2 separate regions of the Mus musculus genome follow, and region 1 is linked to region 2. Evidence: chromatin loops called from intact Hi-C (ENCODE). Cell type or tissue: gastrocnemius. All regions are shown on one strand. Links, peaks and the distances in the headings refer to the core of each region. The heading gives the core; the rest is flanking DNA.

What was found. Hi-C counts contacts between places; a loop is a spot of excess contacts. Peaks named below come from ENCODE experiments on the same cell type or tissue, not always from the same donor. Only the 100,000 strongest peaks of a DNase experiment are listed, where the experiment ranks them.
Region 1: a loop joins it to region 2, with 6 times the contacts of the local background. A loop is called at or near these places in 20 of 42 quality-filtered maps.

The regions. Positions count from the first base shown.
Region 1 is chr2:148,652,744-148,658,126 of GRCm38, reverse strand. No RefSeq gene overlaps it. Among named protein-coding and RNA genes, the nearest start is that of Nxt1, 17 kb to the left of the region's middle. In gastrocnemius, for the core only: a CTCF peak has its summit at 2,947; a DNase peak (open chromatin) is centred at 2,959.
Region 2 is chr2:148,119,880-148,125,262 of GRCm38, reverse strand. No RefSeq gene overlaps it. Among named protein-coding and RNA genes, the nearest start is that of Gm24221, 29 kb to the left of the region's middle. In gastrocnemius, for the core only: CTCF peaks have their summits at 1,287 and 2,942 (motif pointing left); DNase peaks (open chromatin) are centred at 1,275, 2,588 and 2,903; H3K27ac peaks cover 606 bases.

The DNA of each region.
Region 1 (5,383 bases), core at 328-5,327, 530 kb before region 2:
CCTCTTATGTGAAATATCCAGATTAGGTAAATCCATAGAAGCAGAATGCAGACTGGCATTTCCTAGAGAGTATGGGCAGAGAGGAGTAGGGGGAGAAGCAGCCTAATAAAACAGATGTTCCATTGTCCAGTTGTGGGAACATTTTGGAGCTAGATAAAAGTTGAGTAACACTGAATCTACTAAATTGCATTCAACCATTCACTTGAAGATGGTCATTTTATGTTGTATGACTTTTATCTCAAGTATTAAACAGAGGGAAAGAAAGAAATCCCTTCTTTCAAGACTTAAATGCCACATGTTCTCTGGTATCTCCACTGGTTTCTCAGCTACAGGTATCCTTAGAGACTTTCTTTTCCTACCCTGGGCCATCTGTTTGTACCTCTGACTTGGTGAGCACTGGGTCAGAGTCTGAGCCATGTTACTCTCTCCCTGTGAGCTCATACTGCGTCAGCCTTACCAGATCCACTCATGCTTCACAGTTCCTACTAGATCTACAGCAAGAGCCTCATTAGCTTTGGGGATGATTAGAGAAATCCAGGCAGATCAAGCAGAAAGATACAGGGAGATGGGGGTGTTTAGAACCAGGTAGATCTGCAAGGTCAAGAGTGAATTGTCTAATCCATGCATGCTCAGTTTCTGAATCTGCACTGCTGATGCAGACATGGGGATGGATGACTTGATGCCCTGGTGGGTACAGCTCTACTAGGTTGCCGTCCAACAAACTCTGTCTCTGCCTTCCTTTCTTCCCCTAATTGGTATACTGGCTCTTCTAAGCTGAGTCTAAACAGCTTTCCAAGGGGTTTTCCTGGGGTCAGAGAACTCACCCCTATGACTTCCTGTCTATAGCTCCCTTATGATAGATTAGTATACCAGTTGTCATCTGTATACTAAGCTATTATACCAGCTATCAACTATATACTAGACTAGCATATTAACTGCTCACAGTATACTAGACTAGCATGCCAACTGTTCACTTTATACTAAACTAGCATACCAACCTCCAATTATATACTAGACTAGTATGCCAGTTGATAAAGTATCTGCTTGTGCAAAGGTATGGACCCAAGTTTGGATACCCAGAACCCACATAAAAGCTAGATGCTGCAGCATACAGCTATAGAGTTAAATATATAACTCTAGCTTTGTAGACTGAGGTATGAAGATCACTACCTAACTAGTCTACTTGAATCGATGAGCTCCAGATTTATCAAGACCTTATCTCAAAGATAAGGTTGGGCCATGGCCAAGTCTTCTAGTTAGGGTATTCTTATGGCCCCCAATACCTAAGGGACTTCCTGCTGCCTCAAATAATCTACCCTCCACAGTTAGAAGTAAACAGAAGAAACCTAGAATGTTCTATAACCTGCTTTCTCATGGACAGAAGCTAAGGCTCCTTTGCGAAAGTGGTATCTCCTAGGCAGCTCACTCTTAGTGACTGGACATCCAGCCAACAAGATGTGGGTGCCTAGGAGCCACCAAGTCTGGTTCTTTCATCATTCATGTAAATGTTACAGCTTTGCTCCAGCTGGGGGAGATTTTCCCAGTGAAAGTGTTACAGCTCTTCTCTGAGAGGGATCCCAGCAATAAATCGTGAGCCAAAGAATACCACAAAGTCACTGCATAACAACCTCACACAAGGGATTTATTGGGGGAGAAAAGGCCAGAAGGGTGGCAGACTTTATATAGGGTTTCTTGCGGGAGGGGCACAGCTTTTCAGAGTGGCCTAGGATTGGTAGAATTTTTGTGATCTGATCTTGGAGCAAGCATAGGGATTGGTAAAGTTTCTGGTTTAGGGACTTATAGGATTTTGTGCTCAGGGATTGATGTGATTCTTTGGCTTGATTTTGAGGCAAGCACAATTGGTGGGATTGTTTCTTGGCTCTGGTCTTGGGCTATGGGTCAAGTTAGAGTCAGGGAGTTTTCCCCTTTGGTCATGGTCTTTTACCCTACAATTCATCTTCCCTGACTGGTGAGTACTACTCTCCTGGACTCCATGCCTAGTACAAAGCTCCAAGTTGTTCTATTAGTCTTGTATACATTTGGCTGTTGGCAGAGGGCATGGGTATGGTGACTCATTAGTTAAAGGCATCTGCTGTCTAGCCTGATGACCAGGGTTCAATCCCTGGAATCTATATGGTGGAAAGAGAGAACTGACTCTCACATGTTGTTCTCATGCGCTGACGACCCTGTCCTGCCTCAGTCTCTGGACCCCACTAGGTGTACTTCTTACACTTCTGTGGTCATGTCATGTTTTCTGCTGGTGGCTGTGTGTATGTGTAGGATTGGGTGTGGGTTAAGGTTAGGGTTTCTTTGGGGACTGAGTCAGGAGGATGCCTAGCCAACTTGGCTAAATTGATGATGTGCTCCAGATTCAGTGAGAGCCTACACCTCAAAAAACAAGATGAAAAGGCTTGATGAGTCTGCACAGCTGGAGTTACAGGTGCACATCAGAGCATATCTGCATATACACATACAAACACAAGAAATAAAAATAATATAAAGGACCATTAAAGAAAACATCTAATATTGATATATGCCTTTCGCACACTTGCACACCATATGTGCATTCACACCCACATCTGTACATACATACATACATGAACACATATATCATACATGAGCATATACATAAACAAGCTTCAGAATTCATAAAAAGGCATACTGACATTTGTAGGCTAGCCTTCAGCATCAGTTTCTAAAGCAGGAGCAATTTGCATTTCTAACCACCTCCTAGAATTGCTACTCCTGCCATCAAGGATAATACAGTAGGACCACTGTGCTGACTACAGTATAAACACTCACAGTACAGAAATCATACATTATCATCCAATAAAACAATTTTACACTACTTGACTGTTGATTCAGGCTCAAAGGTTGAGCCTCCATTTCCCCTGTTTGGAAGCTGCCTGCAGCTGGCCTACTCTTGGATGCTGAGTTGACATTTAAAGTATCTGCCACACGAGGGTGCTCTCGCCTATTCTAAGCACAATGCTAGGCTAAGATGCTGCACTGAGTTCCTGTTATCTCTTAGAAGGCATCTATTTCTCTCTTAGCTCAAACATTTGACAAACGGAAATTTCTAAGGATACCTCTCTTGTCTGAATGGATGGTGGTACACAGGGCTTTGTTCTTGTGGCTTTATTTTTTAGAATGTAGAAACTCTGGGTTTGTTTATCTGCTGTTTAAAGGCTCCAATCTTGGGTTGTTTCTGTCTCTGAAGTTCTTGCTAACAATGCTTCTTGGTTAGGATTTTAGGTACCTGGCCAGCACTTAAATAAAATAAAAATAATATAAAAGACCATTAAAGAAAACATCTAATATTTATGTATGCCTTGCACACTATATGTGCATTCACACCCACATCTGTACATACAGACATGAACACATATACCATAAAGGAGCATATACATAAACAACTTTGTACTAGACATGGGTCCAGGTGGGTAGTACATAAAAGGCAGAGGGGATGGTAAGGAACCTGCCCTGGAGGACCCCAGGCAGCCATTTCTTGTTAACCATATGCCACTGATTGTGAGCTGCCCAAAGGAGGTACCACTTCCACAGAGGACCCAGGTACTATCCATGAAAAACAAACAAACAAACAAACAAACAAACAAAACCAAAACAGGTTATCATAGAACATTCTAGGTTTTCTCTTCCTACTTCCAGCTATGGAGGGTACTAAGGGGAGCAGAAAGTCCCATCTCTATTGGGAGCCATAAGGATACCCTAAGAAGGTGCGCTAGCTATGCTCCAAGCTAATAAAACTAGCTAAAAATTTCTTGGCAATTTCCCCAATAAGAGTCACTAATGAATGGCTGGAGTTGATAAATCAAATGATTGAAATATACACTCACTTAGAATTTAGAGGTTGCTAATAAAAAAAAAAACCAAAAAACAACAACAACAACAACAAAAACCAGAAAAGCTTGTGGCGATTGCATGCACGTGCTAGTTACACCGGTGTAGCATTGCCCCAATTACCTGACAGAAAACTTACAGGGAAGAGGGATTTGTTTCAGCTCACTGTTTTAGAGATTATTGGATAGAATTTCATAATGGTTGGGATGTGACACACAAGGTTCTCTTCATTGCAGGCAGAAAGTAGAGATGAGCAGGAATACACTAGAACAAGATACTCCCAGCAACACACCCTTCATGGCCTGCTTCCCTTAGCAACAACTTACACTTTAAGATTTCCAGGACCTCCCCAAATTATACAACCATGTGGGAGCCAAGTCCTTAACACACGGGCTTTGGGGGGAATATTTCCTCTATTAGTTAATTCTTGTTGCTGTGACAAAGTGTTTGAGAAAACTAGCCTAAAGAAGGAAAGGTATATTGTGCCTTGAACATCTTGCAACTCCAGTGGAGGGAACATGAGACAGCTGGTTATGAGTCCACAGTCAGGAATCAAAGGGAGTTGAATGCTGGTGCTTAGAACACTTTCTCCCCCTTTTCCTTTCATTCTTCTGAGCATCCTGCCATGGGAAGGTGCTGTCCATTCTTGCGCGCGCAGGACTGGCCAGTAGTAACGACGCTGCAACAGGATCCTTCTGCACACGTTTATTGGGAGAGCTTTATTGCAGAGGCGAAGAGACCCCAAGCCCAGAATTGGTGCTGCTTATATAGGCCTAGGAGAGGCGTGTCTCACACCCAGATTGGTTATGTACTAAGCCTCATTTGCATGTTCCTCATCTGATTGGCTACTCTCTCTCTCTCTGTACCTCACAGAGCCTCATTATCATACCTCATTTGCATGTCTCACATCTGATTGGTTATACTCCCAAAGCCTCATTATCATGCCCGGGCCAGGCAGTGTCTTTGAAAAAACTTTACTGCATATGTACACATTGGTTGTTTGTCCAAACTTATGCGTGGTGGCCAGCAGTAGTCAGTGCCACTCTGCAACGGCACATGTGGCTTCCCACAGTCCATGTGTAGGAAAGACCTTCACATTCACAATTCAACCTCTCTGGAAATATCCCTCAGGCACACCCAGAGGAGTAGCCTCTAATTCATTCTGATCCAGTCAAGATGACCATGAGGATTAACAAGCTTTACCTATCCAAACTACAGCATTGGGGGATTTGGATTAGAAGGGAAAAAAAGACCAGGGACAACAAGCTTTTTTCCAGAACCTTCCTTTGCTCCTTGATAGTTACACTATAGCTACAACACTGGCTTTAACACTTCATAGAATTAAAGGTAGCCTCTTCTTAGAAAAGTTTCCAGTAAAGAAATAAAAAATGAAATAAAATGAATAAATCTTTGGAAATAAAAACAAACAAACAAAAAAAAAAAAAAAAGGAAAGAAAGAAAAAGAAAAGTTCCCAGCAAGTGGATAGAGTCACATGGCTAGGTGTTGATAACTCCTCTGCCC
Region 2 (5,383 bases), core at 161-5,160:
GGTACTGGTTAGTTCATAATGTTGATCCACCTATAGGGTTGCAGATTCCTTTAGCTCTTTGGGTACTTTCTCTAGCTCCTCCATTGGGAGCCCTGTGATCCATCCATTAGCTGACTGTGAGCATCCACTTCTGTGTTTGCTAGGCCCCGGCATAGTCTCACAAGAGACAGCTACATCTGGGTTGGAACAATAGTTTTAATGAAATGGCCCATGGTACAAATTCATTGGAATGTCCTTCTCTTTTTCCACACCCTGATGTTTTTAATCTAGGTCAAATCAGATTAAAACAGCTAGACATCTCAGGAAGGGCATTGTACAGACAAGACAATTGATTAAACGGTATCTGTTAAAAGATTTGCCGAGTATTTGTAAGTGCTGTAACTGTTCTAGGGACTCAGTGACATCAGTGAACAAAGCAAGGGATGGGCCACAACATACCTACATCCTGGAATTGGAAGCCAGTAAGCAGAATCTAAGATCAGGCCATCATCCCAACAATGAGGTTGTGGGACAGAGAAAAGACAGAGCTGGAGAGAGAGGGTATGGCAGAATTAATTAAAGGATGTGCTGGGATGTTTCCCTGAGAAGATGAGCCATGGCTTAAGGGAAGTGCATGAGCAAGTGTAGAGAAAGAATGTGTAAGCCTGGCATCACAGAGGCCACTGTGGACAAAAGTGGGTAGAAGGGAGAGTCACAGATGCTGACACTGAAGACCCAGATCAGACAGGTTTGAAAGGCATTGCAGGAATTTCTCTTCATTCAGAATTAATCAGAAGCAGGAGAGGCTGTAAGTACTGGCCTGACAGCAAGTGATTAAGATTTTTAAAGAGATCACTTATCCTGATGTCCTATTAATAATAGACTATAGATGGACAGGTATAAAAGCCTGGAAAACTACTCAATTGTGGTGTTTGGAGAAAATAAAAGGAGAGATGAAACTGGTTCTGCTCTTAGCATCCTGGGATGACAAACAATCTGGTCCAGGCAGAGTATGTATGGCATATAAGAGGACAAGCCAAGACCTGAGCTATTAAGATGATGGAGTTCTATCTGGGCAATACAGAGGAGCTGGACCTCATGGTGAAGACATGGGTGAGCCAGCCCTGAGGATATAAGAGAGAGAGAGCTGGCCCAGCTCCTTACTACATGCAGTACTTGGAGAATAGGCCCTGGGTACTTCAACTGGGAAGCAAGGAGGAGCTGGCTCTGGATGCACAGGTGAGATGGCCTTGCCTCCTGATGATGTCTGCTTTGGGTGGGTTAGCCAGAGCAGTGCTGAAGAGCTCACCCTAGTGGTGCACAAAAGGGGAAGCAACGAGATAACTGGGAGGAGACCCAGTGAGAATCCAATATTGATGGTGTGGCAGAAGCCAGAGGCCTTGAACAATGAACATTGGCAAGTGAAGATGTGTGGATAGAACGCTATACTATGGGATGCACTGCAACACACTACAGCTCCCACAATGAGACGTTTTGGTTTGTTTATTGATTGAGTGTTTATTTTCTTCTGGGGAGGGGGGGGGTGAGGTTGCAAGGGCAGAGGGCAGATACAGGGGGAGAGAGATGAGTGAAACTAGCTAGGGTGCATGATGTGAAACTCACAAGGAATCAATAAAAAGTTATGGGGAAAGATGATGGAGTTCACACTAACCAGTGTAGAGAAGGTTCACTAGGTCCAGCCTAAAAAACAAGAATTCTTCATCAGCTATGACCCTGAGACATACTTAAACATCCTAGTCTTATTTTTCTAGAATGATTTACTTTTTTTTTCCCAGAATGATTTTCAAGGCAATCATGAGAGATTAGGAGAGGAGTTGGGCTAAATATATAAACACAGGGTGTAGTCAGGCCTGGTCGCTCCTGCACTTGGGAGGGTGAAGCAGGAGAATGGTTACCAGTCTAAGACAAGCCCGAGCTACATACAGAGTGGGGTCCTGTCTCAAAAACAGAAAGATAATAGCAATAAAAAAGCATGAATGTCTAAGGATATTGATGTTATTTCAAGTCACAAAAGAAGATAGGATTATTTCTTAATGAAAGAAAAGACCAGGGGTGGGGTGGGGTAGAAAAAGAGAGGGACAGCTAAGTTAGAGAGGGTTCATCAATAACCCTGAAGAAACAAGAGTACCACAGTCCCTGCTGTGGCTCATTTGGAAACATTATACCGAGAGCTAATGGAACATATTAGAAACGAGAAGCAGTGACGTGTGCTTGCAATGGGGCCTGCTTTTTCTCCCAGGCTTGTCCCGACTCTGTCTTTTCTCTCCCGGTTGTTAGTGTCATCACACACTCACCCCAGCTTCAGAGGACTCTAAGAAGAGTCAGGGTGATGGCATCTAACCCCTGAACCATGCACAGCGAGGAGACCCGGGGCTTTTGCCTATAGGGACTAAGGGTCTGGAGGAAATCACAGGTTGACAGTTTTCTGTCTTCCTCCAAACAAGCAGCTGCCTAAACCCCAAGGCATTCTCATTAGCACCAGGACAATAGCCAAGGTCGCCTACCACCTTAACAACATCTGGGCTCCACTGCCTGGTCACGTGGATAGGGAAGTGAGCCGCCAACCAGCTATTTCCGCCTTAGTCCTGTCCCGACCCTCCTGATGGCCCCAGTGAAAAGCATCTTGTCTGACCTGAGCTGTGGCTCACCAGCCCAGTGACTAGTGGTCATGTAAGAAGGGTGAGGCCCTGGCAAACAGATCTGCTCGCTCTCTCTCTCTCTCTCTCTCTCTCTCTCTCTCTCTCTCTCTCTCTCTCTCTGTGTGTGTGTGTGTGTGTGTGTGTGTGTGTGTATGTGTGTGTGTGTGTGTGTGTGTGTGTGTGTGTGTGTGTGTGTGTGTGTGTGTGTGTGTGGTCTGACTGGTGTGGCACGGGAAGGATGTGCCCAGTTGCAGACTGAATTTCCAAACGGTGTCTTCTGCTGCCCTCTGCTGCAAATTATGCTTCATTGAAGTTGGCTCTCGGGCGTGATTTCTCGTTTACCTTCTTTAAGGCATTTGGATAGTTTTGTATTAGCATGGATGCACGAGTTGACAATACTTTATACTGAGAATGTCCTTGTGATACCCCCCAGAGTCAGGACTTGTTTTTCCTGTCAGTGCTGGAAAGACTTGTAGCAGTAGTATTATTGATTGATGGGATTTGTAGGAAGCCCTTGTTGATTATCTCAGAGTCTGTGCACACACTGATCCAGAGCACATGAAGATGGAAGTGGTGAGTATGTATTCCCCTAAGCAGGAACATGTGAGTGTCAGTCTGAACTCTGGCTTCTCCAGGGCCTTCCAGCTCTTTGTCCAGTCACAGCTCTGATCATCTGAACACCAAGAGATGGAAGTTTGGGTGCTTGTGGTCTTGTATGAAAGCAGTCGTGACCCCCTAAGGCTATATAAGCAGTTGCTAAAGTGAGCCCCCTAGCCCCATCCTCACCAATCCACCAGGTGGCTTCTATAGACATTCTTTGCCTGGATTTACAGGAACTGCCAAGGGTCTGGCTGTCTGAACTAAATGTCAAGACTCTACCTCTTCACAGTGGTACACAGTAAGTCTGTATGAAACACCTGCCACTGTGGAAGATGAGGGTCAAGACAACATTCAATAAAGATGCCAGCTCCCCCAAACCCCAGGCTCTTGTTCTCATTCTTTGCCAGTTGTGCAACACACAGCTCTCAGACAGCATGGGAATAACTTATTTTAATCACTGTCCCAAATAGGGAAGTGTTCCTCCATCCACAGCACTTGGTAGGGACAATCTGAAGATTGTCTCCTCTTCTTGCCCATGTCTCTTCTGTGCTAGCTTTCCACTGTAGTTAGCACTTATGAAACTCGGTGCACATCTGTCCCTCCTAGGAAGACCATCCATAAAGTTCTTGTCCACTTTATGGTTCAGCAGCAGCACGAAGAGCAATGGTGAGAGAGAAGGGAACATTGCCAAGATGCGACTTGGGTGCTGAACTCTGAAGCCTCCAAAACTGAGAGCACGGATAGTGAAGCAAATGGTGTTTTCCTGACACACAGAAAGTATTAATTAGATCCAGCAATTTCCCAGCTAAGTGCTGAAAGGGTCCCTGGTAATTAAAAAAGCTAATCAGATTTTCAAAGGGCACTCATACCATGTAAACATAAGGGGATTATACTTGCTGTTCTCAGTATGTCATTTTAAGCTGTTAGGGGTGAGGTGCTCTGGCTGTTTAATCTTCTAGTCAAGGCAACACAAGCCTATTGACTGCCCACCCTTAGGAGGGATAGAGGAACCCAAAACTGCCACTAAGGTCTCTCAAGCTTTGATAGTGCACAGAACAAATTGAACGTGTACACATGTACACATCAGTCCTACTGTTCAGAAAGCTATATAGCTCTTCTTGTTTGTTTGTTTGTTTGTTTGTTTGTTTTGCTTAAGTCACTCCAATCATCACTAAGTCCGTATTATTTTATTTTTAATCTCCACTCCCTATCAGTGTTTGCAAAGCACATGAGCCCAGCAGTTGCTGCTACCTCCAGAACAATTCTGCCTTTCTCAGACTTTCATGTTAAGTGGTTTCCATTGAGGTTTGGCCAGTGAGAACATATGACAAAAGACAGAGATGTAGTCACCAAGCTGGTCATAATGGGTCACAGTTACAATTTCAGTACTTGGAAGGCTGGAGCAGAATGATCACCTCAAGGCCGCCCTAAGCTACATAGTGAAACCTCATTTCCAAAATGAAAGAATAAACATAAAAGGAAAAAGGAAAGAAAGAACTGAGCAGAAGGAGAAGCTGGGGTATGTCTCTGCCCCCTCACTTCTTATGGTGTTCCTTGAGGTCCAGTCCCTCCTTTGGCACAGCTATAGCCAGATGACCTTCTCTTGAGTTCATTCCATTCTGAGACTGAATGTGGCCTTTGAAAGGCTCCCCTATCTTACATTGTCCTCATTAGCTCGTGGCAGATGCGTGAGATGCTAACTTACCTATCAGTTGTTCCAAGTGTATGAACAGTGTTTTGTACTAAATTCTTTCAGCTGAGATACATATCATGGGTTAGTTCCCTAACTGGAACTGGGGGCTGGAAATCCCAAGATCAAGGAGTCAGAAGGTCAGACGTCTGGTGAGAACAGCTGTCTGCCTCCAAGATGGTGCCTTGCTGTTACATCCTTTGGGGTTGGATGGAAACGCGATGTCCTTATACTTGTGGAAGCTAAAAGACAGGGGAGCCAAATGCTGTGAGGAGCCTCCTAATATCACCTATGAGGGAACAGCCTTCATGGCTTGATCACCTCTGAAAAGACCCATCTCTTGCCACCATCCCATTAGCATTAAACAACTTTTGGAGAGGATACATTCACACTACTACAGATGCTCAGAAGCCAGGACCACCTAGGTCATCGCTGCCCACTTAGATGCATTGTC